Linked DNA regions of Homo sapiens: region 1 is linked to region 2. Evidence: chromatin loops called from intact Hi-C (ENCODE). Cell type or tissue: PC-9. All regions are shown on one strand. Each heading gives the region's core, and the rest is flanking DNA. Links, peaks and the distances in the headings are about the cores only. Region 1 overlaps CPNE4 (copine 4). Region 2 has its middle 18 kb from the start of TRC-GCA6-1.

What was found. Hi-C counts contacts between places; a loop is a spot of excess contacts. Peaks named below come from ENCODE experiments on the same cell type or tissue, not always from the same donor. Only the 100,000 strongest peaks of a DNase experiment are listed, where the experiment ranks them.
Region 1: a loop joins it to region 2, with 15 times the contacts of the local background. A loop is called at or near these places in 4 of 110 quality-filtered maps.

The regions. Positions count from the first base shown.
Region 1 is chr3:131,788,121-131,803,866 of GRCh38, forward strand. The region is part of intron 2 of CPNE4 (copine 4); the gene reads right to left. It overlaps LOC105374113 (a long non-coding RNA gene), which reads left to right and starts at 14,690. Exons shown (of 7, transcript XR_007096089.1): 1 at 14,690-14,771; 2 at 15,277-15,382. RefSeq lists enhancers at 8,394-8,930, 8,524-8,573. In PC-9, for the core only: a CTCF peak has its summit at 6,855 (motif pointing right); DNase peaks (open chromatin) are centred at 6,861 and 7,431.
Region 2 is chr3:132,203,619-132,219,364 of GRCh38, forward strand. No RefSeq gene overlaps it. Among named protein-coding and RNA genes, the nearest start is that of TRC-GCA6-1, 18 kb to the right of the region's middle. In PC-9, for the core only: CTCF peaks have their summits at 7,298 (motif pointing left) and 7,500; no DNase peak of the experiment used is centred there.

The DNA.
Region 1 (15,746 bases), core at 3,802-11,801, 420 kb before region 2:
GCCTACAAAAGAAATTCATAGTTTTCAGACATAATTTTTAAACCTCCATATACAAGAAAAATCTGCTCAAATTTAAAGACAAATGAGCAATTGGAATTTAAAAAAACAAAAGACAAATAAACAATTGAAAAAATATTTTTACCAGATCAAGTCATATTCTTAATAAATAAAGAAGTTATGCATGCTGATTAATTAATAAAAATACCCGAATGGAAAAAAATGGCAAATGATATTGAATGTACAATTTCAAAAAGAAAAAATACAAATGATGAAGAGCATAACAGAAAAAGTTTAGCCTCTTTAATAATCAATGAGTTACAATTTTAAAACCGAGGGGAAAGTTTTTTAGGTACCTAAGTGATAGATTTTAAAAAGGTAATACTCAATGTTGACAAAGGTTGGGGAGATGGAATTTACTTATAGATTTGGTGGCAGAGTAAATTTATACAACTTTTCTTGAGGACACTTTGTCTATATGCATAAAGTCTTTCATCCAACCAGTCTACTTTTAAATGTTTTCCCTAAAGAAATTATCTAAGATATAAACAGTGATAAATATCCAATAATAAGGGAATTAGGATTAAATAATGATTTATCCAATTACTGTGCAGCGATTAAAAATCACACAGTTGAAGGATTTTTAATGAAATTAGAAAATTCTGAGGCTATAACGTTAAGTGGAAAAAAGTCAAATATAAACTGTGAATTTAAATTTACTTATATTTATACATACACACATATATATATAATACTAACAGAAATTATTAGCAATGATTATGTCGGGATGGTAGAATGATGACAATTATGGTTTTTCCACATTCTTTTCTTTATTCTTAAAATTTTCACACTGTGCACATATTAATGATATTCAGAGAACTCAACCAGACACACACACACACACACACACACACACACAGAGAGAGAGAGAGAGAGAGAGAGAAAGACTTTTACATAAGAGGCTAATAATAAAGGAAACTTCCACCTGGTCCTGGGTGTTTACCAGCCACCCATCTTAGGCTACTCATCCTACATCCTTTCACTTTCCTCAGTCAAAATACTTAAGATAATGGTTCCTGTTCTGGAGACGTACACATTGCTCTAGAGTATAGTAAATATGGAACTGCACATGTTTGAATCTAAATCCCAGACCTGTCAATTACTAGCTGTGTGTCTTGGGTGACTGACGCCCTTGTACTCTCAGAGACTCACATTCTTCTTTTACAAAATGAGGTTATAAATATCCACCTAATAGTAGTGTGGCAGGAACAATGTGATATAGCAACAAGTCAAAGCACAGACTTGGGAGCTAGACTGCCTTGGTTCAAATTTTAGCTCTGCTACCACTAGTTGTGAAACCATGGCCAAGTTATTTAACCTTTGTGTCACTTGATGTCCCTCTATTTAATGGGAGATCATAATAGTTGCCACTTTACAGGGTTTTAGGAGGATTATGCAGGTTAGTGAGCATGTAAAGCAATACCAGTACATGCTGCACACTATGTCACTGTTTGCTATGATTATTCAATGAGGCATTTAATGTAAAACACCACTGAAGAAATAAAATTCAGTTAATTAAGCATTTGAGTGCCTACTAGGCTAAGTCCTGTGTTAGGGGTCCAGAATGTTAGAATATATAACCTCTGTTTTTAAGAAAGTCTTGATTTTGAGGGGGCATATACACAAGGAAAAAAAATCCCTGCAGAATAGAGAAAATCAAGTTAGAATTCTGCACAAGCAACCTTAGAAGCACAAAGAAGGAGCCCTACATCTAGCCCAGGAGTTCAAGGATTATATGGTGCTGAAGTTTAAAGCATGTAAGTAGGCACTCAATCTATGTCTGTTTTCTTCCTCTAATTCCATTCTCCTTCTAACCACCTCCCCTTGTCAGATCATTTAGTGGACATTGGATGACAAGAAATAGGAGAGGAAATCAAGGAGAATCGTGTTTCTTCTCCCTAATACCACCTACCCATTCTACCTATCCATTTCAGGCAGCCTGGCAGTATAATGCCAACTTGGATTCATATATGCACACTTTTGAAAATTCAAGGTCCTGTCTCCTTTTCCTGCCAGCCAGATATGGGACTTATATACTTCTCCCTGGGTTGGTTTGACCTTTAATGAAAGACTATGCTAACTCCTGTGCTCACAAAGCAGTAAATACCCAAGTCTTTCTGTCACAGAGTTTTAGGAACACAGGGACATCTAAAAATTAACTAAGCTGCTTAGCCAAAGCTCACCTTCCCCAGGGGTGCTTCTTTGTTCTGCAGGCCAATTGGGACCTGTCTGGATACCCCCTACCCCAAAATTGCTCATTTTGTTTGCCAGTCACTCCTTGCCTGGCTCTAACAGGCACCTTTCTTAGGAGTCTAACTGAGAAATTTAAATTTCTCTATACAGGCCAAGCCTCATGAGGGCTATTTGGGAAAGCCAGATGCACCCTCAGTCTAGAAATCCTGCCCTTCTTTTCTTCACCCTGTGAATTCCTGCTTGTCTTCTGAGACTCAGCTGTGGCATCACCTCATCTGAAACTCTTTCTTGACTTCTCTTGCCAGCTCAGTTAGGTGCTCCTCAGCTGTCATTTGAAGAGTGATAATTTGATGCCATAGTGATTAAATCCTATCATTTATTTGAGAAAAAAACCCCACTGATTTGTATACACAAATACAAAAACATACAAATTTGCCTTCTTTAACAAATTTTGTAACCTTCCTTTTGCCCCTTCAAACAGTATTTCCATTTTATTTTCCTCATAGAATTTTAGCCTAATACAATACAATTTTATGCTTTAACATGTTTTATTGTGCAGTCTTTAGTAATCTTTACCAAAAAAAATTTCCATAACTCAAAGTGTTAAAGATTTTTGTTTGGATTGAGTTTTCATTACAATTTTAAGTACAACATTGATCAAAACAATAAATTATAGTCTACATTTTGATGATTACTGGATTTAAAATTATAATTCAGCATGCAGCTTTAATGAGATGAATGGCTACTCCTCCCACAATTACTTAATGTATCCATGAATAAATATGACCAACCACTAGGATAAATGAGATTCAGCCTCAAGTACATTCCTATTTTTCATTTTAATAAATGCTTACAACTGAGAAATTTTTTCTTATAAATAAATTGACATGAATGGAAGTTTTGTAATAGCCTTGTCACTCTTTTTTTTGCACTTTTTCCAAGTTGTATATCAAAACCACAGTGATTCATCAGCAAAAATTATTTTTAGTCATCCAACAACTGACAAGTCAATGAGGTCTACCTTCAATTTTGTGGAAAGAAAAGAACTGGAAAACCTGACTTTCAGAAAGATTTGATTACTGAATCAGGATAGTTATCCATTTTCTCAACACCTAAACTAATATTTCAAATGGCCCCTTGTTTAGCACTTGGAAGGTTTCAGTAAACCACAGGGTTTACTGTCATTATAGACAGTGTCCCAGTGCTGACAAGCTTACTTTATTTGAAAAAGCGTAAGAAGTATGAGTTCTTAGGCAGTTCAATTTTAGGAAACAGTACAGATGGAACTGGAAGATCTGCAAATTAAGCCCTGACTGCGTACTCTTCAGAAAATCATCACTTTGCCCCAGGGGTGGTGTTTCCCGATTTGAAGTCTGTTACTTAGGTGAATCAATTAACAGATCATATAAGATTGGGAAGGCAGGTAAATTATTGATACACTTGCAGGATGGAGAAATTTCTCATGATTCTCTGGGAAGCCCCAACCCCACGGCCACTTGGTGCCTTGGGGCCATGTTGGTGGAGGACTCATTTCATTATTAAGTCTGGCATTAAGGCTGCTAGAAGACCTCATTAAGTTATTTCAGATATAGGGCTATAATTACTCAGTAACAGAACTGGCAATTTTCTGCTTGCATCAGAATTTAAGGAAACTAGGACCAGAAAATGCCTATGTATTTCCTGGCAGAGAGGACCAGCCTGGGAAGAGACATGAGGCAGGAATGGTTGCAATGATTCTCTTTGGTAGATTTGGCTACTATAACATGAAATGATATAGGGGTGTTGCCATTGAAAAGTTTATTCTTGCCCCCCTCTCATATATGTTTCCATCCAATTTCTTTTATAAGAGAAAAATCAATCAGCAAAATTATATATAATAAATTCTTTAGTTCCATTTTCTTCCACTTCAGATTCCTTTTCATTTTCAGGAAAGATATTTTAATACCAGTGTAAGAGTGTTCTGCACAGAGTATTTATACTCAATTTTAATTCACCCAAAAAGTGCTTACTTGCCTTGGATGCCCTAAACATTACCATACCCGAAAACTATGTCCACATTTGCTCTTGAAGAAATCTCAACCTATGGCATGAAATACCATCTATATACCATATAAACTCAAATGTTTATACATATACCTGATCTCTCTCCTAAGTTCCCAATGTGAATATCCCAATGTGTACCTGCCGACCAGATACCTACACTGGAAATCTCATACATATATATATGTATATGTGTGTGTGTATATATGTATATATATATACACACGTGTATATATGTATATATACACACGTGTATATATACATATATACACACGTGTATATATACATATACACACACGTGTATATATGTATATATATACACGTGTGTATATATGTATATATATACACACACTATATATGTATATGTGTGTGTATATATGTATATATTGTATATATATGTGGAGTGTGTGTGTATAATGAGTGCGTGTGTGTATATACATACATACATACACACATATATATTTACAGTGTAGGTATTTCCAGTGTGTGTGTGTGTGTGTGTGTGTGTGTGTGTGTATCTCCAACAAAACATGCCAAAACCAGAATTGTTTTTTCCACTCCCTTCTCCCATGTGCACCCATGTGACACCACAGTGTCTTTTGTTTCTATAAGTGGCCCCACAATGCACTGAGTTGCTTAAATCAAAATTCTGTTGGTCATTCGTCTTTTCCCATACCCCAAAATCTAATCCAATCCATCAGCAAATAAACATTTTAGGTAAAGCTGTGAAGGACAACACCTTAATAACATTTCTCATAGCCTTCCATTTTTTTCTCCACTAGACCAAGAGTGACTTCATGGATATTTGCCACTGCCTACTCACAGTTTTCCTCATTCTTGCCACCCTTTCCTCTTTCAATCCATCTTCTACACAGGATCAAGAGGGAAATTTTAATCATGGATTGTATCACATCACTCCCCTGCTTAAAATTCTTTGTGGTTTTCTATAGTTCTTAGAAGCCAAACTTTTTCCCATACCCTATAAAGCTCTATATCAGTTATCTTTAGTCTGTGATTAGAATTACTGGGAGAACCTAAAATAACAACAAGATCAACAACAGCAGCAGCAACAACAACCAAAAATCCCAAACACCGATGCCTGGGCACCACCCTAGACTAGTTGATTTGGAATTTCTGTAGGTGGAGCATCTGCATTTCTGATACATAGTCACTATCTCTCTCACTCACTAAGATCCAAATATACAAATCTATTTCTTTTTTAAAACACACAGAATTTGTACCTGCCTATGGACTTTTTCACTGGCTATTTCCTCTTTCTGGAATATTTAATACTCAGATTGGCACATTGGCTGGCTCCTTCTCATCACCCAGGTCTCCGCTCAAATATCACCTCTTTAAAGAGAAGAGAGTCAGAGAAGAGGGCAACAGACTTGTAAACCTTCATGTCTGTATACATGAGATTAGAGTCCTCATGTCAGGAGTTACTCCTTGCATTCTCCAGTCACTCACATATCACATGCCCTGTTTCTATGAGCTTGTCAGTGGTTGCTCTCCCATTTTCTTGCCTGTGGTATGTAGCCATCCTAAGAAGCAACAGAATTATCAAGTTAGCTTTTTAACTCATGTTTACATGCATATTTATTCAAATAATTATAATTCACTGGGACAGTGACTGTAAGAATGTATGCATATGTATGCAGGATTATCAAGGTCTTAACATGCCATGCAAACAGGAGTCATCTCTGACTGCCTCTGAGGAATGACACTTCTCCTTGGGATGTATCCTGACATACAGACCTTTATGATCATCCTTCAGGGAACTTTCTCAAGAAAATACTCATTGAAAATCCAGTTCAATTTTGGAAACAACTTTTTTTTTTTTTTTTAGATGGAGTCTTGCTGTGTTGCCAGGCTGGAGTGCAGTGGCATCATCTCAGCTCACTGCAACCTGCAACCTCCTCCTCCTGGCTTCAAGGGATTCTCCTGCCTCAGCCTCCTGAGTAGTTGGCACTACAGGCGCGCATCACCATGCCCAGCTAATTTTTGTACTGTTAGTAGAGATGGGGTTTCACCATGTTGGCCAGGATGGTGTCGATCTCTTGACCTTGTGATCCACCCACCTCGGCCTCCCAAAGTGCTGGGATTACTGGCGTGAGCCACCACACCCAGCTGGACACTGCATTTCTAGGGATGTGGTTGACTTTGGTATAAAGCCCTTAGTGGTAGAATGAATTTCAACTTAGATATCCAAGCCCAATTTTGCTATAAAGGATCTTCCTGTATTCCTCCACTTTCAATATCTTAATAGGACTTGCATTGATAAGGAGTGCTAAAACTTACAACGTACTTTTACAGGTAGATGTTCTTCCTTATGTTCTCCCTTAACTCCCTGGGTAGTTGAGGCTTGAGTACTAGGTAGTTGAGTACCAGAGTTCCCACATATGAGTGTGTAGCTTGTGTGCTATAAAAGTGTGCCTGGATGAAAGCTTGGGGAATGAAACTCAGTCCCTCACCAAGGCAGTCGCCTTCCTTAGGGCAAAGTCAGCCCAGAGGAAAGGGTGTGTTTCCCATCTTCAACCACCAGAGGGAACATTTTTCCTATTTCTGCAACACTGCCATCTGTCGTGGCTTAGCCATGGCAGTACTACTATTTTGGTTAGTTGTTTATTGCTTTATTTTGCAGATGAAAACTCCGCTATTGAGAGAGGTGAAATATTCTATCCCAGCAGAAAATCTTCCAGTGAGTCAAATATCTGCTAGTGAGTTGACAAAAAAAATCTAGAGCTCTTTCCGTCAGCACTTGGAAATATTCTTATTGTTACTGTTGGATGACCCCTGGTTTGTAGACACCGCCTATAGGGCAATGGTTGGGTTCAGAATTACAGAGTGAGAGGCATAAGCATCAAAGCACAGAGAAACATATTAATAAAAGCCTCTGAGAAATAAAAATGAGATCCCAAATCCACCAACTGACTGAACAGAACCCCTCTTGGCCAAGGGGACCTCAGAGTAATCTTGAAAATTGAGTTCTCAGTCATGACAGTATGTGAGGTCAGACATTCCTTGTAATATCCCCTCCCTTGATAATCACCATTAAGCTTTCTTCCCTAAGGACCAAACAGAAACCAGCCCTTTACAGAGACTCTACCACTGATATCAACTAACCAGTAATGACTGCCCCTCCCTTTTGTGGTTTTAACAAAACAGCTGACCAGCATTTCTTCCTGATAAGAGACCACAGACTATGAAGTGGTTCTGGCCAGTCTATGGAGGGTGTACATTAGGGGCTTTTGTGTCCTGTGCTTCACATTTGTCATCAGAGGGCTGAAAACACCACCCTCGGGTCACGCTAACAAGGCTGTATTTTGAACATGGGTCCCCTGGAGAATCATGAAGCTCAGTTGTGAATGTGTGTGTTTCTCCTTTTAAAAATATTTATGACTCCTCTTATAGCTCACTAAATATGTAAATGTGGCCACCTCAGCACACACTCCTGTTCCCTTTTCTCCTCCCTTGAAGAGTCTGTTTTTGGCTCCTGGCCAGAGGCTATGCTTCCCAGTCTGTCAGAATGGCCACCATGCAGGTTGCAACGCTTTATGAGAAATAAAGCTCTTGTTTCCACATTTATGAACCTCATCATTCTTCAGTTGACATCTCCAATTCCATGGGAGTCATTTAACTTATCAGAGTTCTTTTCTCTTTTGGAAATTGAAAGGGTGGACTCAGCACCAAATAAGGTTCCTCTGGGCTCTAATATCTTTGGCTAGAGGAGATGACAGAGTTTTTTTTTTTTGTAAAAGGAGCTATTTATTTGCTCTTCCATCACAGCTGTCCAAGGTTATTTGAATCATAGCCATCTTGTGAGAAGACTTCTGCCACATTAAGCCATTTTGGAATCATCTTCAGCCTCGTTAACGACGTAGCAGGGTTAGTTTGGTCACTACCGACCTCCCTTTTTATCAAACTTGCTGTTGAATTGAATCTCTAATTTGGATGAAGTCGGGTGTCTCATCCCCTGGAGTTTAATTACACACACATTCATTGATTCTGGGCCTGCTCCCTCAGGTCAAGAGCACACAACCACCTCACAGCTTTCTGCAAAGAGGACATGTTGTATAAGTCTATGCTTGCAGTCTTTGGAGGAAATGATGAAGGTTGGAGAAAGGAAGCAAATAAATACATTTTTTCTAAGTCAATTCAAACTAGAATAAGTCACTGCCACACATCATCTGCCCCCTCCTCCCCAGGGTCCCCCTTCCCCTGGAGCCTCCATCAGTAAATGAATTTAACCTAATTTGCTGCTCTCTAGGGAGAATGCATTCAACCACAAGCTTCCCAAGGTGCTTCCGTTCCTGGTACAAAAAGCTGAAAATGTCATCGCATTTGCAAATGAACAGAAACCTCCCACTCAAAGAGCATCAGTGCCACTGTGGCTCACTGAAGCAGCTGGCAGGAGCCTTCCTCTCACTGCCATTGCTTTGTGGTTAGAATAATACACACATAGTCTTTTCATCTAATGACGTTGGCAAGTTTAACTTTCTTTGCAAAAGTAACAATGCTTTGCCTTCAACCAGCAGACTGTTCTCTCTTTCTTTGGAAAGGGCAGAATGGTTTCTATTTACTCCTGATAGGGCCAGTCACCTGCAACCTCTAGACATGTCTTCACTTCAGCTTTACCCCATGCTGTATAAACTCCATAGGTCACAGTGGCTTTGATATTCTTCAGCTATGAAAGTCTGAATTCTAGATTGAGATGCTGGCCCCATCAAGCACATCTTTCTTGGCGTTTTTTATTTGTCAAGGAGGGATGGGCTCAAAGCAGAATACTTTACACCCCTCATGATTTGCAATGACCTAGCTTCAATCTTTTCTCAGATTTAATATTTTCTGAGTAAGGGGCCCTGAACTCTGGCAAGAGGTGGCTTCTGGGTAAAGGCAGTACAGGAAATCTCCAATTTACTGGGGCTCTTTCCATGATTTTTGAAGCATGAAGGGACCATCATGGTGACTGGTTTACAGCACTGACTAATCCAGACTAACCAGTTCATTTTGTCACAGAGAACTCCCAGAGTGTGGCCAAAAGTGTTCGCTAGAGATTCTACCAGAAACTGCACTTACATTGTATTGCAAGCTTGCCAAATGTACATCCCAGAAAAGGCTAACACTCAGGACAGCTCATTACATGTTTTCATCTATTCTGCAGGAACTAGGACCACGGAAATGAGAAACTCTAGTTATAAACTTTACTGACACTTTAAATACAATAGATACACAAGGCTGGGTTAAGTATTATCCTCCATCTAGCAATGGCAATCTGGTTGGTAATCGTGCACTAACACTAAGGTAGATGTTCTGAGATATATAAGCTATCCTGCTCAGATATAACACATCGATGCCTTTTACATCAAAACTCACTGAATGAGCTGTGTAGAGGCCTGTCTACAAGTGCACTCAGTGAATAAAATTACCCCATGCATTACTCAGCTCAAATTGCCATAATAAAATACCACAGACTGGGTGGTTTAAATTTACACATACTCTGGAGGCTGGCAAGTACAAGATATAGGTACCCGCCAATTTGGTTCCCAGTGAGGGTTCTCTTCCTGGTTTGCAGACAACTGCTCTCTTGCTATGTCCTCAAATGACTGAGAAAGAGACCTCTGGTGGCTCTTTCTTTCTTATAAGGGCACCAGCCCTATCAGATTAGGGTCCCACCCTTATGACCTCCTTTAACATTTATAACCTCCTCAGAGGCCTTATCTTCAAATACCATCACTTTGGGGGTTAGGACTTCAACATATGTATTTGGGAGGGGGAACACATTCAGTCTATAACACCCACAAATAGCCAATTATGGGACATAGGACCTCAGGTGCTCTATCATTGAACCTGTGCCGTAATTATGAAATGAACACTCTTCAGAGGCCTCACTCACAAGTATCTGCCAATTAAGATGTATGTGTGGAGATGCAGGCAATGCTCATTCAGTCACCACCAGGGGCCTACTCTGTTTCATGACCTGTACAAGACAATGGGAAGCTAAATAGGATATTGTTTCTACCCTTAAGTATATCACACCATAAGAGAGTTAGGGGACATATAAAATCAGATCATTACAAACACAAAAAATGGTCTAAGTCTGATGTTAAATGTATACCTACAGTGTTATGAAAATTAACACCTAGGAACATCATCCAGCCTAGTTTATGAGGTGGTGATGAGAAAAAAAGCTTCCTGGAAGAAGTGATCTTTGAGTCTGATATGATAGTTTTTTGTGATATTTGAGAGTCCAGAAAGGAAGTGTTTCAACCTTCCAACTTTTTCTCAACTAGGCAAGTGTTTAGAAGCAAGCAAGGAATGACTTCTTCTTCTCTTCTCAGCCTGATCAAATAATCAGCTGAATTAGGACACCTCAATGTATATCAGGTGGTATATCATATTCTGTTAATATGGTATTACTGCAAATGCCATCCATAACTCAAATTTCACCAAGAAAAGTGATTACTTGGAAGCTTTTATTTTTCCATCTTCACTTTTTAAAAAAAACCACAAACCCAAAAGAAATTAATAAGATAAAAGCATGCAAAGCTTAACTTCATTACACTTTGAAATTAAATTGAACTTGCATGTCCCATAGTCAATTAAAGACACTTTTTTTTCAAACTCTCCTGACAAGGAATTTCCAAAGAGCTTAAGTTGTATTTACTCACTTTGTGGAGTTTTGAAAACTGGCTCCGACAGAAAAAAAATATGAACAATACCACGGATATGTTTTTAACTTTTTAAGCTATCCCATGAGAGACCAGATATAATCGAGTTAGGAAAGACACAATTAGCTGGGCAAGGACATTTTCCTGAAGTAAAAATAAACTCATTAAAGGTTAAGCTCTGGGCAGCATCATTAAGACCAAGGCAAGGAACAGAGCTGTGATACTAAATATTACCACTATTATAATCTCATTTAAGACGTGGCACCCAAGGAATTGGGTTAGGCTCAGAATCCTCCTTCACGGGCCTGCAAGAGTGTATTTCATTTCATCTCACTGAGCCTACCCTATGGGCAAGAGTGGTTCACAGAATTAGGACTATGCTGGAAAAGATAATTATTTTCTACCTACTCTGGTGTTGTGTTTTGTCTTTAATTTTGTTTTTTAAAATTTTGTTGTTACCCCCAGTCTCTGAATTTAACTATTAAATAAACTGAAGTAATATTCTTTCACGACCTCCTCCCTTTCCTACATTCCTCAGCAACCCTGAATGAGGCTCTATCACTAAATTTGGGGCCACATACAATCACTGTTTTAAATAGAAGCCTGGATCCCCTTCAGCCACTGCAATCACTCACTGGTAAAACATACCCAGCATGACAATTCAGTGGCCTCCATGTGCAGATTATCCTAGGGTTAGTAACGAAGTGGCCAATGCCAGCAGTTAGAGTTATTGCTGTCTCTATCATCAAAGAACAAGTGTAATAGAGCAGTCTTTAGTTTCCGAGATCCTTAAACATCAGGTGGATTGTTTTTTGTTGGTGCGTGTGTGTGTGTGTGTTGTGTGTGTGTGTGTGTGTGTGTGTGTGTGTGTGTGTATTTCATACATCTCTTTCTCCCACAAACCTTTTCTTTTTCTTTTTAATTTTAGATTCAGAGGGTACATATGCAGGTTTGTTACATGGGTATATTGTGTGATGCTGAGGTTTGGGCTTCTAATGATCCTGTCACCCAAGTAATGAACATAATACCAGATAGGTAGTTTTTAAACACTTGTCCCCCTCCTCTGTTTTGTAATTCTCAGTGTTTATTGTTGCCATCTTTGTGTCTGTACCTATCCAATGTGTACCTCCCACTTATAAGTGAGAATATGTGATGCCTGAAAACCTTTCCTAACCATGCCAAGAGAGTTTGTGCCCCTATTTAACTACTGAGATTGTGTTGCAGTTCTCCTAACACCTAATAATACAGACCTGTTTGCAGGTCTCCTACCATTATCACATGACAAGCTTCTTGAAGACAGCTTAGAAACCTATATATTCTTAGCTCCTTGCAAGTGCATAACACTAGAGTAACTGCTCACCAAATATTTACTGATGACTAGATGGACGGATAAATGGCCATCTGAGCCATTGGATCTGAGCTATTACTTGCCAAAATATTTAACGGGTGAGAAAAGTAGGGACTCTCTCAATTCTGTTTAGTGCAGTAACTTTTGTGGGAAGAATAGCCCTGCATGAGGCCCTCCTACTGCTCCTGATGTTGTCCATGTGCAGGCTGGGGAAGCCAGGGTGGAGATCATTCAAAAAAAGGAATATTGGGGTTATAATTTTGGAGGCTTTGAATGTCATCCTAAGGGTGTGGCCTTAATTCCATGGTGAAGGTTTGGAATAAGCAAGTGACACGATTAGATATATACTCCTTGGGACCTACTTTGGTAGCAATGGAAGAAGGCCAGGCCAAAAGCAGACATGCCTAACAGGCAACTTCTTAATTTTCTAAGAGAAACACTAAGAAGGCTTCAGTGTGGGTGAAAAGAAGGGCATGGGATTGGGAACTATTTTAGAGGTAAATGCATCAGATCATCATAGCAAAAATTCATCTAGAAAAATTTTCAAATGTCTCCCATATGGGTTGTAAAGAAAAAGGTAGAGATGAGAAAAAGGACAGAGCTTAAAATACAAGTAGGGACTTATGTCTAGTAGAGTAAGTATCCAGAACCCTGGATTGTGGTACATAAATATATATTTTCTCAGATGATACTCATGGGTAGCCTCCATCATTTTTTCAAAGGGCCTTGGAGAAATAAACTGCTTCTATTAGTAATGCCCACAGCAGGCCAATCAATCAGTACTCAGACAGTACCTGGAATTTTCTAAAAAGCTTATGCTGCTTTCCAGATTGAAATAGGGTCCGCTTTGTTTTTGCACTTTATTGCATTTCCCAATAAAATTCTGTCTAGTCACTGGAAACCATACATATATATATATATGTACCATATATATATATGTACCATATATATATATATGGTACATATATATATAGGTACATATATACGTGTGTGTGTGTGTGTGTGTGTGTGTGTGTGTGTGTGTATATATATATATATATATATATATAATATCACTGCTGAAGAGTTGAATCTATACGATTAGGGTAAAAAAAAAGTTGCCTTGTGACCTTAAATAGAAACAATAGTAGAATCAAAATCAGGTGTCCTAAAGGTCTCTGCCAAAGTAATATGTCAGTCAATAAAAGAGAAATCGGGCAGGTTGGAGAGGTATGGGTCGTTACTTATTATCAAAGACATGACTCAACTGTGGGTTAGTGCTTTCCAAAACTGGGCATTATAGTGCAAAATATTCCAGAGTATAAACTGTAGTGTACTCAAGTAGTATTTTCTCAGGCTTCTGAGTGCTGATAAGTATTCAGTAAATGCTCAACTTCAGGACTCAGTCCAGGTACATTGCCTAGTGGCAATGCCTCCAAGCCGCGCTAGGATTTGAAAAGAACTAAGCCAAATGCCAAAAAAAAAAAAAAAGAATGTAGACAGGGACACTGCTAGGGTAATAGTAGTAATAATAAAATGGTTTTAATCAGATGGACTGATCTTTCAGGTCTAGGAAATAGGGTGGGGGAAGTTCAGGGGAAAGATAAATTCAGGGTCGGTTTCATAAATCAGGCTATGCATCTAAAGTAAGAGAGAAAGGTTAATGCAGAACATGACCAGAAGGACTTTGGTGAGAATCAGGTTCTGGTCACCTGATCAAAGTAGAGTGCAAGACTTCCTTTCCAACGGGCACCAGAGATTTGAGGCCGTAGAAATATGGGAGAGAACAGGGAATGGACTAAGTGAGTAAGTCAACCACATCTACTCCTTGTCCAGTCTCTTATGTCACTGTTCTGCGGTTATACTAGTAGAGCATTTCCTCATCTGGGAAGTCTGCAACTTAAAGTCTGTGGGAAATGTTCAGTTTATTCTAACAAGGTAATTCATACAGAAAAGGGTCAAGAAAACTGGGAACTATCATTCAAAAGCCTCAGACCTCTGCTCTGGGTATAGAACAGTAGACTATTACAAACTCTTCTGGTTTGCACAGAAGAAAAATGTTGACAAATTGCCCAGCTGCATTTTCTGTGTTATAAAATTGAAGTAGGGGGAGGCAGTCAGCAGATGCTGGCTATACATTGCACTTAGCCTGGGATGGGGTCAGGACAGCACGGACAGACACTGTTTAATGGAAAGACCTATGTCACAATGCACTGAATTTCTCACAGCAAGGCTGTAAATGACATCAAAATACAGACATCTAAGCTGAGACCCTTAGCATCATCCTCAAAGCACAAAATGTTCACGGAGGGAAACCCTGGAATCTCCCCCTGAAAACCTGTTAATGTGGCTGAGAGCTCAAAACTGAATCATTGAAAACAGTATATTTTATGGACATAGAGAAAGATGCTGCTTTTCTCCTGACAATCTTCAAAGAGGGACCAGGTCATGATAAAGCAAAGCTGAAAGTCACTGCAGAGCAGGTCAGCAACCCACAGAGACAATCTTCCCTAAATTGGCACTTTAATGCCTTGGGTTTTAGCATTCTGGCCTCAGATGGAAAACCTGTATGGACTCAGGACTGGAATTAGAAAATTTTAAGGTTAGTTTGTTGGAGGATTTTCTAAGTTATCTATCCAATTCAGTTTCCAGGGAGGTAGTGAAAGGTTACAAAAATAAATAAAAAGACGAAGAAGAAATGCTTTGAAGCCAGAAATGTTTGAATTCAAATCCTGGCTCTACCATTAGCCAGGTGGATAACCTTGGAATTCGACAAATTACATAATGTCCTAGAGGGATGAATTTTCATTTGAGTATGGTTATGATTGCACCCACATCTGTGAGGATGACATGAGATGTTGCCAGTATCATATTTAGCACAGTGCCTGGCATATAGCAGAAAACAGGAAATGCTAACTCTCTTCCCTTTCTCTGTCCAGCTTTCTAATACAGTCAGTCCTACTCATTTAGTTTGTTATCTCTTTCTAGAGAACAAAAGCAAAAGGAAGTTTTGCTGCTAACTGTCTCTATCAAGTTTTTCTACATTGAAGACAAACTGTGTATGTGATTTGTTCTCCTCAAATGAGATATTCAGGTAAGAATACTCTGAAGGCATAGACATCTGGGACTCTCTCCTGAGTAAAGAATTTAAAATATGAGGACAACTCTATCTGTTCAAAAGATATTTTAAAATGTTGTTAGGCACCTACTTTGTGCCAGGCACTGTTCTAGCCACTGAAAACCCATACTTTAGACAACTCTCTGCCCTTGTGAAGCTCATACCCAAGCTGAGGAGAACATGCTGTGCTCAGAAATGTTTATTGCAGCACTATTTGTAAACATAAGGAACTAGTGACAATATTAGTATTTAACAACGGGGAAATGGTTAAGTAAATTACGTACCTCTAATTGCTGGAACATTAAGCAGTGATCAAAATGGTGGTCAGGAAGAGTGGAAA
Region 2 (15,746 bases), core at 3,598-11,597:
GACATGCTCATCTCACAAGAACATCACAAGTTAATTTTTGTCCTATCTGAAAAAGAAAAAGATAGAGAAAAAATGACATAAACCCAGGATCTGCAAATCCAACACTTTGTGCCACAGGTTCATGAGGAAGATATGCATAGGGGAAATCTCAGAAAAATGCATTTTCTTTACAATGCACTTTGGTGGGCTTAAAGCAGAAGTATGCTAGCTGCAAGAACTTATCATCCAAAGAAGCAAACTATGGTCCATGGGCCAAATCCTGTCCTCTGTCTATTTTTATAAATAAAGTTTTAGTGGAACCAACACTCATTCATTTAAGTATTATCCATGGCTGGCTTCATGCTACAACAACAGAGATAAGGAGTTGTAATAGAGATTTTATGACCTACAAAGCCTAAAATATTTACTATTCTGGCCCTGGAAAAACAGAAAAAGTTCTTCCAACCTATGTCCCAAAGGCTAGAAGCAAGTGGCTTTTATGGTCTCCTTATCTTAGTTAGCATCTGGGTTTTATCACACCAATGAGAAGAGTAAGAAGGAAAGAGAAACCCAAGAACACGTGTGCCCAGGAGGAAAATTTAACATTTCCCCTTGAGACCTCTGGCAGAGCAGGACAAGGTTGCCCACCCTAGGCCTTCCAAAGGCAGAAGACTCCTTTCAGTGAGGCGACAGCTCCATTACAGCCCTCATAAAGGAAAGTGATGCACTTGATAAACTTAGAAAACACATCCCAGTGACTAGCAGGCATGGTAATTCATAGATTACTTTATTGTCACACCTCATAGTCCCATTCTTACATGCCTCACATCTAGGTACATTCTTTGCCTCAGAGAGATTATGTGCGTCTTCCACTTAATACTGTTCATTGAAGCCATGTCTTAAAGAATGAATATAATTTGATATAGATATAATTTGATATAGCTATATTAACAGCTTTGTGCATGAAGATAAAATGTGGAGTAATCTCAAAATTTTCACCTTTCCCCTCTTCACACCCCAAACTATTCTTCCTAACCTGTGACCCAATAGCTCTCTGCCTTGAAAGCCATTATGTTAGCAATCCTTCTCAGAATGAACCTCTGTGCGTCTGCTGCATTGGGAGGATGGTGGGGGAAGAGAGGGTCATTTACTCTTCCCATAGGGGCTAACTCTAGTTATATCTCTACCTGCGTTGGTAGGATGTGTTGTTCTGAAAAATAAGGGTCCAGCGGGAAACGCCTTTCCCTCTATGATCATCTTAATGATTTGCCATGTACTTAGCACATTAAAGTCTTTAAGAAATAATATAATAGAGAAGTTTGTTTAACTTTGTTTAACCCAGTATAAAACTTCATGGCCTACAGCAAACATTTGTTCTAACACTTACAAATCTGCTGGTTACTATAATTTGGCTGATCTAGGCTGGGCTCTGCTGGGCACCTCTGCTTCAGGCTGAAAGTTGGCTGGGCTTGACTTTGAGCTATCAGTTGGATTCAGGTCAGCTTCTGGGGCCCAGCCAGCCTAAAGTGGCAGCAACTACACAGAGGAAATTCCTGCACAAGCGTATGTCAAGCCTCTGTTCATGTCAGATCTGCTAACATCCCATTGACCAAGGCAAGACATATAGCCAAACCCAAGTCCAGGGACAAGCGAACATATCCCACGTACCACAAGCCCATGGCATGAGCTTGGGTATGTGATTCAACCACTCTCTGACAACTCATTGGCTTTCTGGCATTTCTTTTATCCCATCTTAACCCCACCAATATTCCAACTAACATCTCCAGCAGTTCCCAACTTTTTTGGACCACAGGACTTTCTTCTGACTAATATTTACCAAAACTAGTTCCGTGGAATATATTTAATGTTCGTCTATACACAACTGGCTGTACGCATTCCTGTGGAATGAGGCTCAATTTTCAAACACAAGATTCTTTACAGTGTAAGAGAAAAAGGGGGAAAAAATCTCTCAGACACCATACTTTCTAAACATTTATGTTCTTCATCTATAGAATACTAATGGAAAGAACCTGAAATTGCAAGACTGGCCTCACACTGAATTTGAAAATTTTTCCAAGACTATGCCAGGGAGTGACATAGAAATTCTTTGCAAATGACATATCCTCATTTTGGGTTTGCAAAGCCATGTCTTTGTCCCTTACAGCTGTCAGGTGATCATTACTGACTCATTAAGATATATTTACTTCAGTAATTGTCCAACTTTCCTCCCAAACAGCAGGAATTTCAGGAATCCAGCCTGGGAGCCTGAGCTGGGTTATGGGTGGAAGATGTTGGCTTATTTATCACCTGTTTGGTTCTCAATTTCAAAGAGATCTAAGAGGTAGCATCTGGGGTGAAACCAAATGAAAAGGCAAGCAATCAGTGATGTCAGCTGAATAGGTTGATGAAATTGGCAAAAAACAAGAACCAGATACAAATACATCTAAGGCACAGCAGCTGGGTCCAGGACTGGGGAGGCAAGGGTGGTTGCATTGCCTCAAGAGAGTTCGGTAGATCCTATAGCCCCTCGACTTTACTGAGGAGTGAAAAGAATCTTGGGTCAGTCTGGACTAGTTATGAGTTACCAGGTGGAATTTCAGGACACCATAAGTTAGACTTAGCAATCATTTTATAGTTAATATAAGAGTTTTTAGAATATTCTAAAACATGTTTCAGAAAACACAAGTTATGTGGTATGCTAATGGATATTACATGAAACAGGATTCCATGGTCAAATGAGTTTTGGAAACTGTTAAATAAGGTTAGAAGGATTCTTCGCAGGACTTTGGAGCATCTTTATAATGATAATGTTTACTGCAAGTCTTCAAGAGGAATATATAATTTACAGCATTTTCCAAACTAATTTGATTATGAAATCTCCCTTTTTAGAGCATTTTGGTGAAATACACTTTAAGATGCATGAATATAATGACACAAATCAATTTGCTTTCTGCTAACAAACTGCACAGTATCAGCATAACCTTATATAACTTTTATATAACTCTTTTATAGCTTATATACATAAGTTATCAAAGAAAAACTTAAGTATAACAAATTATATTGTGACCAACTTAACCATTTTATTCATCTCTCATTATTTTCTTCTCTTTTTTCAAAATAAGAATATTTTAATATAAAATAATTTTCTCTTTTGCATTTCCACATACTGAACTTCCTGTAGTCTGCCAGAAACATCTATTTCCCTTGAGAAGGCTAATGATTATTATCGCAATTATGCAAGAAGAAAAACAGTTAATATTCAGCTTCAAAATTCCAAAATAGGATTTTGTAGCAACTTAATGGTTTATAAAAGCAAGCTTTTTCAAGAGAAAAAAGATTTCCTAAGTCTTTTTAACCCTCATTAACTTACTGAGGCCTAAGCCTAAGTAAGCTAGATCATGCAGTTTCTTCTACACCTGTGCTTCTAAACATTTAATATACATATAGGTCACCTGGGGATTTTGTTTAAAAACGCAAATTCTGATCCATCTCAGGCCAGGTGGAGCCTGAGATTCTGCATTTCTAATAAGCTTCCAGGTGCTACCACTGCTGTTGACCCATGGACCACATGTTGAGCCAGGATACACCTTAGGGAAGCTACTCCTTGTATATTTAGCTCACCATGAGGCTTGCTGCCCTAGGCAGAAAGAATATAAAATGTAGAGAAGATAGAAAGCCCAAAGTTGTTCACTTTCAACCTGAGGGATGGTATAATTAACAAAGGAGGTAGAGGAAGGCAAGATCTATCTCAGTCTCACCTCTGTGGCTTAGAGTCCCAGAGATTAGAGTTATAGTAAAAGGGAGTTAAGGGAATTTCCAAAAAGGAAAAGACTTCTGTTCAGCTTGTGGTTGCAAACAAGAAAAATACTCCTCAATCTGCCCTTGCACCAGGGTGAGCACTTGGCCTCAAATCAAATTTGATGAGAAACAATTAGGCAGAGAAAAGGCCTCAGTTAACTCTCCAAAGCTGCCTTCTGGTCCCATGAGCGGGACTAGAAGCTTCCCAAAGCTCTTGAAAATCAGTCTGGAAAGTTTCGCAGAAGTGATCACAATGGAGGAGTCCCAGCCAGACTTCATGGTTACCCATAGCATAGCAAGAACCAAGGTGGGGGCTAAGTTAACAGGGAAACCTCGTGCAATAAGAGCGGCCAGATCATGGGAGCAGAGAAGCAGAAAACATCAACGGCAGACATCAGTGGAACACCCCTCTGATAGAACTTGTTGTCCTTGGAGTTCTCCAAGCTGAGGAGCAACCCAGCTCAGCCCTTCTGCCAGAGAGATCACAGTGATTCCAGAAAACAATCCGCAGTTCAAGAATGTCACCCCACCACCAACAACAACCAGCCAAGGTCACATAAGCCACACCCTCTAATGCACCCACCACCACTTTGCAGAGGCACAATGGGTGAGGAAAAGAAGAGAGTGGATAATCTATTCAAAAGAAAATAAGCATAAACCTATAAGGACTGTTTAAACTATTGGCCGGGACTCACTAAAGCTGTGTTCACCTGTGATTTGATTTGTTAATTACTTTTAATAACTCTCTGCCATTTGGAGGCCATCAAGTGGTTCATTTCTTTTCATCTAAGTTATCCTTCTTGTTTCATGTAGCTTCAAAAAACTGACCTTACCCTTTTTTTTAAAATCTTCTTCAAATAATTTTCTATGGATGTCCTGAGACATTGAGGAATGTCTTAGAAGGAAATACCTTCTTGAAAGAATGCATATCCCAGTATTGGGCATTAAATGATTAAATAACCATCTCTGAGCTTCCTCTAAACAAGTTGTCAGGAAGAAATATAGAGGTGTTGTCCAAGAACCATCCTGGCATCCTTGTTACTGCCCAATAAGGAATGTGCCTTCATGTTAGATCTCAAATGGGAAGTGATTGAACCCACCAAAGGGATTCACCAAAAGCCTTTAAAACATCCTTCCCAAACCAACAGCAGAAAGAGACACACAAATTACTGCAAGACATCTATGACTATATACATACATACAACACAGTATCCTGAATCCTGAAGTTATAGCAATGCTCCTTAGCTAAAAGCACCTCAAGAAGAGAAGAGGATTTTTCAGAATCTCTGTGATGTGCCCCTTGGGGATGGGTAATATGTCCTTTCCTACTTCACCCCAACCCTATCTCCATTTCTGTAAGAATCACTACCACAGAGAGCCACTGCTACAAATGGAAAAGAGGTTAGTCTTTCAAATTGCTCAGACCAAAAATAACAGTAATAATAATAACGTTGAGAAACATTCTACACTGGAGAAACAAGAGCTGCTGTGTCACCAACCTGAATACGAGGTAGTGCTTTAAAACAGGGGCACCCTGTTTTAAAGGTACAGTAACATTTCATGGCCTGTTACGAGCCAGGCAGCACAGCAGGAGGTGAGTGGTGAGTGAGGGAGCATCCATGCCTGAGCTCCTGTCAGATCAGCAGCAGCCCTAGATTCTGACAGGAGCACAAACCCTGTTTTGAACTGCACATGCGAGGGATCTAGGTTGTACACTCCTTATGAGAATCTACTGCCTCCGAAACCATCCCCACCCCTACCTTCCATGGAAAAACTGTATTCTACAAAACTGGTCCCTGGTGCCTTAAAGGTTGGGGACTGCTGCTTTAAAGAGTTATATTGGAAGGGCATGACAACTTTTATAAAAAATTGAAAAGTGGGAGTTGAACAATGAGAACACATGGATACAGGGAGGGGAACATCACACACCAGGGCCTGTCACGGGGTTGTGGGGTAGGTAAGGGATAGCACTAGGAGAAATACCTGATGTAGATGACAGGTTGATGGATGCAGCAAACCACCATGGCACATGTATACCTATGTAACAAACCTGCATGTTCTGCACATGTATCCCAGAACTTAAAAGTATAATAAAAATAAAATAAATTTCTTAATTTAAAAAAATTGAAAAGGACATATTCTAGACAAATGCATAAGCAAAGGCCAAACATGATCTATTATTTAGAGAGATGGGATATACAAAGAAAGTCTACCCACTGAGTCATAACTAATTTCTAGACCACAATTACAGTGATAATCACCAGCCCATTAGTGGGTAGAAGATGTATCACTTGTGTCCTTCATTGTATAACTGCATAGTTAACTGTACTTGGTTCTCATTACAGCATTCTCAGAAAAACCTTTTATCATCTTTTATATATCCAGACAGGAACTGACTACATTCTATCTATTCAGAGGCAAGATTATGGTGCCCCAGCTGGAAGGAATCAGGCACTATATCTTCCCTAGCAAACTATCTAATTGGAAGCTACCTATGTCAGATGCAAGTGGCATCAATACTTACTTCCTCAAGTAAATGATACACTGCTGTTGTTTAAAGAAGCTGGACTCTGTTGCTTCAGAACTTGTTGGAAACCATCCAAACAAAACCAAGTTTATCAAAGGTCAAACTAATGTCTTTATGCCCCAGCCCACAGCATACTCAAGGCACTCTGGAAACAGATGAGTGACCTCCTCACAAGCCTGCAAACAGACTGAGCTTTTCTCCCTTGCCTCACTGAATATCCTCCATGCCTAAGTCATACTCATCCATTAAGGATCATCACATTCCACTTCCTTAAAGAAGTCCTCCTTGGCCACTCAAAGCTTCATTGGTCTCCCCTTTTACTGAAACTTTTTGAGCAAGTATTGATTACACTATAATTGCAGTATTTAATCATATACTGTCTTGTTTGTTTTTAATACTAAGGCATTTTCTGAAAATAATTTGAAAATCTCACTACCAAAGGGTTTTTCAAATAAGGGATTGGGTTCCAGGTTTTTAAATAATATGGTTATGGTTTTAATTTGTGGTTCTTTGTCAGAAGCCCGACTGTTTCCTGATCTTACCAGGACAATTACCCCTCAGAATACTGCGAATCAGGATAACTACCTCTGAAGAAGCTGGTACTCCCTGGCAGCCCATTAGCTATCCCATTCCGACACACTCACCGCTTACCCCCGCTCCTAACTTGCCAGCTTGCATTCCTGACTTCAGCTTCTCTCTTCCACTCACTGGCCCAGACATTGCCTTTTCTCATGGGGGTAGGTAACTGCCTCTGCTTCAGGCTCAGCTCTCCTCATTTAAGGCTAAGTTTCAGCCTGCCCAAATTAGGTGTGTCCCCAGCAGACACACCTAGGGTAGCCAGCTCTTGGCTGCTGTTCTAACCTCCTCCTTATTGATAACCTTGGTTCACCTGGCTGCTATTCTAACCTCCTCCTTATTGATAACCTTGGTTCACCTGGCTGCTATTCTAACGTCCTCCTTACTGATAACCTTGGTTCACCTGGCATCTACGGCCATTTGGCAGCTCTCTGCTGTCCCCTCCTGGCAATTTGTGGCACGATGTCATATCGCTCAAGGAACTCAGCCAGCTGTCTTAACTCTAGTTAAATCCTGTGGATTTGTTATTTCAGGTGACAAATGGTTGCTTATTATCACATGAGAGGAGATGTTTTAAGTTTAACTACTGTTTCTTTAGCACCCACTTGCCTATCCCACATTCAGCGACTCACAAGCAGCTAGCCCTGCCTTTATTAGATACTAGTAGATCTAAAAGTTTCTCCTAAAAAGCCAGCTATCTATACCAGACTGATATATACATATCCATGTATATAATAAAAGGAAATGGGAAATGTAACTCTAAGTGAGGCACTGAAAGTCATTATACTACTCTCTTTTTCTGATTCCTAATCCATATAATAACAAAGGTTAGGTCTGATGGTATACAATGATAATTCTCAAAGATTAGTTTATATGAGAGTTGTCTGATAAGCATGTTATAAGTTAAAATTCCTAGGTGTTACCCCTAGAAACTAATTTTCCAGGTGGGACCCAGAGTTCTACATGTTTTTTTATGTGGGGATGGGGGAAAGAGTCACACTATGTGGCCCAGGCTGGAGTGCAATGACACAATCTGAGTGCACTGCAACCTCTGTTTCCCAGGTTCAAGCGATTCTCCTGCCTCAGCCTCACTGAGTAGCTGGGATTCCAGAAACGCATCATCATGCTTGGCTAATTTTTGCATTTTTATTAGAGATGAGGGTTCACCACGTTGGCCAGGCTGGTCTTGAACTCCTGACCTCGTGATCCACCCACCTCAGCCTCCCAAAGTGCTGGGATTACAGGCGTGAGCCACCGCACCCGACCAAGATCTACATTTTTAACCAGCACCAGGTAATTCTAATGCAAGTGGTCCATAATAAACATTAGTCTACCAGCCATCTTCTGTTCTATTATTCTATTTCTTGATTCAGCCAAAACTACACACTCTGAGGTTTAGCAATGGAGTAACAGCCTAACAAGGACCTGGGGTAAAAACAAGCTTCTATAAATAAGCATATTTTATAAGCACAATAATTATGAAAGATTCTCTACCTGCTGTGCAATGATTGCAGTGCCCAAAATATGCCTAACACTATCATCTGATGTAAGAGAGAGTGTTGTAATAACTCTCTCCTCCATAATTTATCACACTAGAACTTGCCACACACAGAGATGAGAGAAATAACTGAGTCAGCAAATATTTTAGCTCTCAGCAGACAAGTAACTGCTGTTTAGAATACACTGTGGTGTCCTTTGTTAGACCCAGAGACATGAAATTGGGGAGGTTCATGGTTTTCTTAATTGTTATTTGCTTAGCCAAATGACTTATCAGACTAGGCCTCCTAATATTGTTGGAGTAAAGACCAAAAAAGAAGATATTTCAGCCAGCTTCACAGCAGCTGAAAATGTAGTTTCACTGCATTTCAAATATAGTGCTTGGTTAGCAATATTTCTCAAACTTTAAGGTGTATTTGGATCAATAGGGCTCTTGTTAAAATACAAATTCTGATTCGGCAAGTCTAGGGTGGAGGTTGAGACTGCAATTTCAACAAGTTCCTGGGTGACCCTAGGGCTGCTAGTCCACAGAACATATTTAGAGTAGCAAAGCTTTCTTTAGGTTTCTGCTGTAAAGGCAGGCTGCTTACCTTGTAATCCTGATGTTACCACTTATTGACCATCCAATCTGGGGCAAGTTGTACCTTGAGCCTTAGGTTTTTTTAATGTGTAAAACAGTATATCCTTCAAAGGGTTATTGTGAAATTTAAAGAAGGAATGGCTGTAAAACTCCTAGCAAGTGAAAAACTTCTCATAAATGTTTATCCTTTTTGCTATATGACCACACAACTTCATGTGACACCAGTAGCAGATTATGATCACTGTTTTCCAATATTATTCCCATCCTCCTTCCTGGATCATCTTCCACCTTGTGTCTACAGTCTTCACAGCCCCGAACTATCTTCTCTTATTGGCACAATAGGAGAAAGAGAAGGCAATGTGATGAAAGCAGAAAGAGAGATTTGAAAATACTATGCTGCGGGCTTTAAAGATGGAGGAAGGGGCCACGAGCTAAGAAATTAAGCTCTAGAAGCTGGAAAAGACAAAAAGAATTCTCCCCCAGAGTCTCCAGAGAGAGTGTGGTCTTGCCAACACCTTGCCTTTAGCCTAGTGGAAATGACATGAGGTTTTTGGACTCCAGAATTATGAGAGAAAAATACAGGTTATTATTTAACTTTGACTCGTCACTATATTTTTTCTATTTTTCTATTTCTGGGCCCCACCTAGACTGCCCTTTTTTATTCACCCCACTAAAATACAAATTCCATAAGGACAATGGCCCTATGTTATTACCTGCTCTATCTTAGTGGCTAGAACAGCACCTGGCACATAGCAGGTGCTCAATAGGAAGTTGTTGAATGAATAGATTAGAGCCACCTTCTCATCAACCCCTGACTTCAAGAGACTGAGTCCAATTCTTTAAGCTCAGCATTATTCTTGTTGACCCAAAACTCTACACTAGAGATGCAGCTGGATTCCGAGAGTGATTACAAGATCAGTGAATACTGGCGAAACCATTTCTGATTTGCCACTAGCAAAACAACATGAAGGAAAAGTGATCTCTTGCTCTTAAAAGCAGCAAATCGTTATTGGAAATGAGGAAGAAATGAATAGTTATTGATCATAGATGAGGAAACTAAATCTAAGAGAGCACAGAATAAGGATTCTTCTATTCTTCTTCAGGTTTGCAGTTTTTACTATCTAAACGGTTCCTCTCACATGTACTCCCTGAACTACCAACAACACATCACCAAGGAAGGTGTGGAAATACAAATTCTCCAGCCCTGCCAAGACCTACTAACCAGAAACTCTGGGGGTGAGGCTAAGAATCGGTGTTTTAATAAGCCCTCCAAGCCAGACGTGGTGGCTCACACCTGTAATCCCAGCACTTTGGGAGGCCAAGGCTGGAAGATTGCTTGAGGCCAGGAGTTTGAGACCAGCCTGGCCAACATAGCGAAACCCCATCTCTACAAAAAAAAAAAAAAAAAAAAAAAAAAATTAGCCAGACGTGGTGTTGTGATCCTGTGGTCCCAGCTACTTGACCACATAATACCGAACAGATACCTTAAGGCCTGAACAGGCTACCAGAGCTAAGAGAGATCACAAACCGCAGGAACACTCCGAGAGGAAAAAGGCAAGAGATATTATCTTGTGAGGGGAGAGAATACTTTTATATTTATTAGTTTATGAAGGGAAATAGAGGTGAAAAGTGAAAGCTTGGCAACAGAAGAGATAGATGTTATGGTTGAATGTTTGTGTTCCCCCAATTTCATATATTAAAATCTAATCCCCTGAGTGGTGGTATTAAGAGGTAGGGCCTTTGGGAGGTGACTGGGTCTTTAGGGTAGAGCCCTAATCAGTAGGATTAATGCCATTATGAAAGAGGCGTGGGGGAACTTGTTTGCCCCTTCCACCTGTGAGGACTCAGATAGAAGACACCATCTAGAAGAAAGGGCCATCACCAAATCTGCTGGCGCCTTGATCTTAAACTTCCCAGCCTTCAGAACTCTGAGCAATAATTTTCCATTGTTTATAAGTTTGTAAGGTATTTTATTATAACATCCCAAAGAGACTAAGACAATATACTTTAGAACAGAAAAGGAAATATAAAATTTAAGGAAACATAGTATCTAAGAGTGACACAAAATTTGGGATTTTCATTAAAATACTCCTGCAAAATAAAGGTAGTAGAGAGAATATATCAGATAAGATAAACAAAATGTTGGCAAATGTTCAAGCAGGGTAATAAACATTTATTACAATTCTTTCCATATTTGCGTGCATTTGAAATTTTTTCATAATAAAAAGTTTTGTGGCCAGGCGTAGTGGCTCACGCCTATAATTCCAGCACTTTGGGAGGCCAAGGTGGGCAGATCACTTGAGGTCAGGAGTTTGAGAACACCCTGGCCAACATGGTGAAACCCCATCTCTACTATAAATACAAAAATCAGCTGGGCATGGTGGTGTGCACCTGTAGTCCCAGCTACTCTGGAGGCTGAGGCGGAAGAATCACTTGAACCAGGGAGGTGGAGGCTTCAGTGAACCAAGATCACACCACTGAACTCCAGCCTTGGCAATAAAGTGAGACCCTGTCTCACTTTCTATAATAAATATATATATACATAAAATATATAAAAATATGTCATATATTTATATATTTTAACTAATTATATATAATTATTTTATATATAACATATTTGCCACTAATAAAACAACACGAAGGAAAAGTGACCTCCTCAGGCATATTTACATAATATCTATTGTACAGAAAATGTATATATAATACAGATATAATATATACCTGGTATATATTATATAATACAGATATAATATATAGCTGGTATATATTATATAATACAGATATAATATATACCTGGTATATATTATATAATACAGATATAATATATTCCTTGTATATATTATATAATACAGATATAATATATACCTGGTATATATTATATAATACAGATATAATATATACCAGGTATATATTATATAATACAGATATAATATATACCTGGTATATATTATATAATACAGATATAATATATACCTTGTATATATTATATAATACAGATATAATATATACCTTGTATATATTATATAATACAGATATAATATATACCTTGTATATATTATATAATACAGATATAATATATACCTTGTATATATTATATAATACAGATATAATATATACCTTGTATATATTATATAATACAGATATAATATATACCTTGTATATACTATATAATACAGATATAATATATACATTGTACATATTATATAATACAGATATAATATATACATTGTATATATTATATAATACAGATATAATATATACATTGTATATATTATATGTAGTATATATTATGTATAACATATAATACATATATTATAATACATAATACATATATACATTTTATATATTGTACAGAAAATGTATATATAATACATATATAATATACACTTTGTATATATTATATATTATGTATGTATTACATATATGTATAATATATACATTGTATATATTATGTATATGTATAATATATACATTGTATATATTATATATTATGTATATATTATATATGTATTATATATACATTTTCTGTACAATATATAAAATGTATATATGAAATACATATACATATATAAAATATATACATATATAAAATGACTACATACAGTATAGTCATAGTGCTTAAATGAGAGGTAAGAAAGAACATATGAATACTTCGTCCTGCTAAGGGCATTTGTTGAAACAAGGAAGAGGCTATATGTTCCAAGAACTTATAATGCAACTATCCTATGGTCTTACCATATTATTAATAACTGCAGTTTGTATCACCTATAGGTTCCAGGATGCTAACAAGATAACCCATTGTCTCTAGAAAAGAAAAATCCCCATAATCTCACATTTAGCATTGCCATGTAATATTTAAGTGGGATATACTTATATTTTTAAAGTATTCATTTTCCAAAATTTAAATTTAATTGGGTGTTCTGTATTTTTGTTTGCTAAATCTGGCACCCCTACCTATATTCTATTATCCAACCAAAATTTGACATCATGGTCACAGGTTAATCCAAGTATATTTTCTGACTCAATTCATGTTGCTTCCTAGCTTCTCTCTCTCTCTCCTCTTCCTTCCCAATATATTTTCACTTTCCTTTTCTTTCCTGGTGTCTGTATCTTGTTAATTTCCTCCATACTAAATCTACTTAACTCACACAAATCAATGGAATATTTTCTCAAAATGATACCAGTTGGTAACAAACCTAGATTTAACACAAATAAGTAAAGTTGACAGCTCACTGATGTTGGCATTTTCTGAATAACTGCATATCTTTCCAGTACCAGAAACCCAAAAGTCAAGAATTTAGAAAGATTGAGGAAGAAAAGTAAATGAACAGAAAAGAGAGACCCAGTCCAGCCCTAAATCTTCTCACCTCTTGTCAGAGAGAGAAATATTTTTAGTTTAGCTGTTTACACCTTGAGAAGGGAATCTAGATAGTCATTTTTTAAAAAACAATTTTTATTTTGTAAAAGGGACATTAAAAAGAAGTCAGGAGAATCAAGAGTAAGAGATATTAATGTACAGAGCCCTTTTGCTAACATTTTATGAAAACAAAAGATTTCACAAGTGTTCTTAATTAGTCCTCAACCTCTGTAGGTGGTGGGTGGCATAACTTATTATCAGAGATTTACAAAGAGAGGAACATGCTCAGCAGGGTGAAGGGACTAAATGGAATTCTGATATTAAGGTTTAGAGTGTAGGAAAACTGAGCTTTGGTGCTAAGCATAGGACTCGGGCCTTATTGGACCTCTGTAATTACTGGAGCAGCTTGGTGTCAGGATGCATCAGCTGGGGATCTTTTGTTTGCAAGTCACGGAAACCATGAAAAACAAGGAATTTACTGGGTCTCACAATTGAAAAGTCCAGGAGTGACTTGCTCTAGGGGCTGAAACCATGTCACCAGGTCTTGGGTATTTTTCTCTCTGTCTCTCATCTGTAACATCCTCTGCACTGGCAGCTCTACCTACAGAACAGACTGCCTTTATGGTTTTCAGTTGATTACAAAAGCTCCAGCTTTGCATGCTTTCAAGTTCAAGGCCTGCAGGAAGTAAACAGACAAAAGAAAAGATCCCTTTCCCAAAAAAATCAGGTAAAGCCTCTTTGAGAAGCATTGGCTGCGCTTGAATTGTCACTCTGTTTCCTAATCAATTACTGAAGAAAGAGAAATGCAGTTGTCTGATTGGCTTAGCGCCCTGATCCAAGTATGAACCATCCCAAAGCATATGGCCTGAAACAGGGTAAACTCAAGTGACTCCTCAAACTCCTCTAGTGCACTTGCTTTGTAATCAAACTTTTGAGTTTTGAGAAGTGGCACAACCAACTGGAATTTCTTAGAGCACCAGAGTTCTAAGCTTCCTTCTAGCCTTTTCTTAGGTAGATCAACCTACCTCCTATATATGAGGAGAAAAATACTCTTTGGACTCCCTTCAGAAGAGTGAGTACCTGTGATATCAGTTCCCAGTCCTCAGAAAAATACTCAGAAATAAGCCAGCGTAAGAAGGCTAAAGGAAAGACTGGTGATATCAAGAAATAACACATCCAAAGTATACCATGAGCATTCTTCAAACCCAGGCTGCAATGTACTGCTGGGAGCCCTGACTGAGGACTCAGTTTCCTCTCTGCAATTCTGCTCTATAATGACTAGTTACACCAATGTGTGAATCCAATGATTGTATAGAAAATACAATTTTTTTAATCCATCCATGATCTGTGTCCCTCTTCTTCTGATTAAAAAAAAAATCCAACCTTTCCTTAGATAACTACCAACTCCCAATCTTAGTGGTTTGAATGAGGTAGGACCAACTCTCCTAGTCCAGAAATATGCAAAGACTGAAGGTCCAGCTAAATAGAGAATTTCATGGTCAATGCTACAATGACTGGTTCAGAAATAGGCCAGTGAGACTTCATCACAGGACTTTTGCTGGAACTATCCAGAAGAAAAACTTCCTTTTGTCCTAGGATTGCCAAGAGGACAGTGAGTAAACTTGACCAACTTGCCACCACATGTAGGGAATCTTCCTGAAAACAATCTTAACATAGAGAAAACAGATCCAAGAGGAGAGAAACAGATTCCTGATAACATGACTTGGGATAGATGGATCCAGCCATGTTTAAAGCCAATACAAAGCCTAGGTTTGTCAGTTAAGTTACTTTTTTTCTAAAACCAGTTTGAGTTGGGTTTCTCTCATGTGCGACGGAAAAAGACACAACCAGGGCCACTGTTAGCCTATTCACACCTACAAAAGAATTAGAAGAAGAAAAAAAAAGTCCTAGTCGGGTACAGCCCTGTGGGTTTAAGGCTCAGCAAATTGATGGAACATTTGTGCTATCAACCTGAAATAATCAAAAGGATCAGAATCCATTTTTAAAGAGTTTATTCAAGTGAAAAGCTGGTAATGGTCATCTGGTAAACACAGACTCTGGAGAAATGAGGTCAGTGCTCTGCAGTTAAAAGTTAGGGTTTTGCTTACACAGGAACAAAACAAAGAAATTTAACAGGGTTACATTTCTTATATGAGGCTGGTTTATGAGTTGCAACCATTGAATTAGTGACAGTTTGTTTTCTTTTCCATACAGCTTGTTTGTATTTCCTTTTCAATAAAATAAAAAAGTATACTTAACATTTTGTCTTAGACAATGTGATAACCATGAAGTATTTGTATGAGAGGTAAGAGGAAAGCTAATCTGTAATGAAGATCAACAGTTAGAGGGAAGGGGTCTGCCCTGGTGCCCTGTAGCTAGTCACAACATTTTACAAAACAAGATAGTTAAGGAAGAAGGCTAATCTATAATCG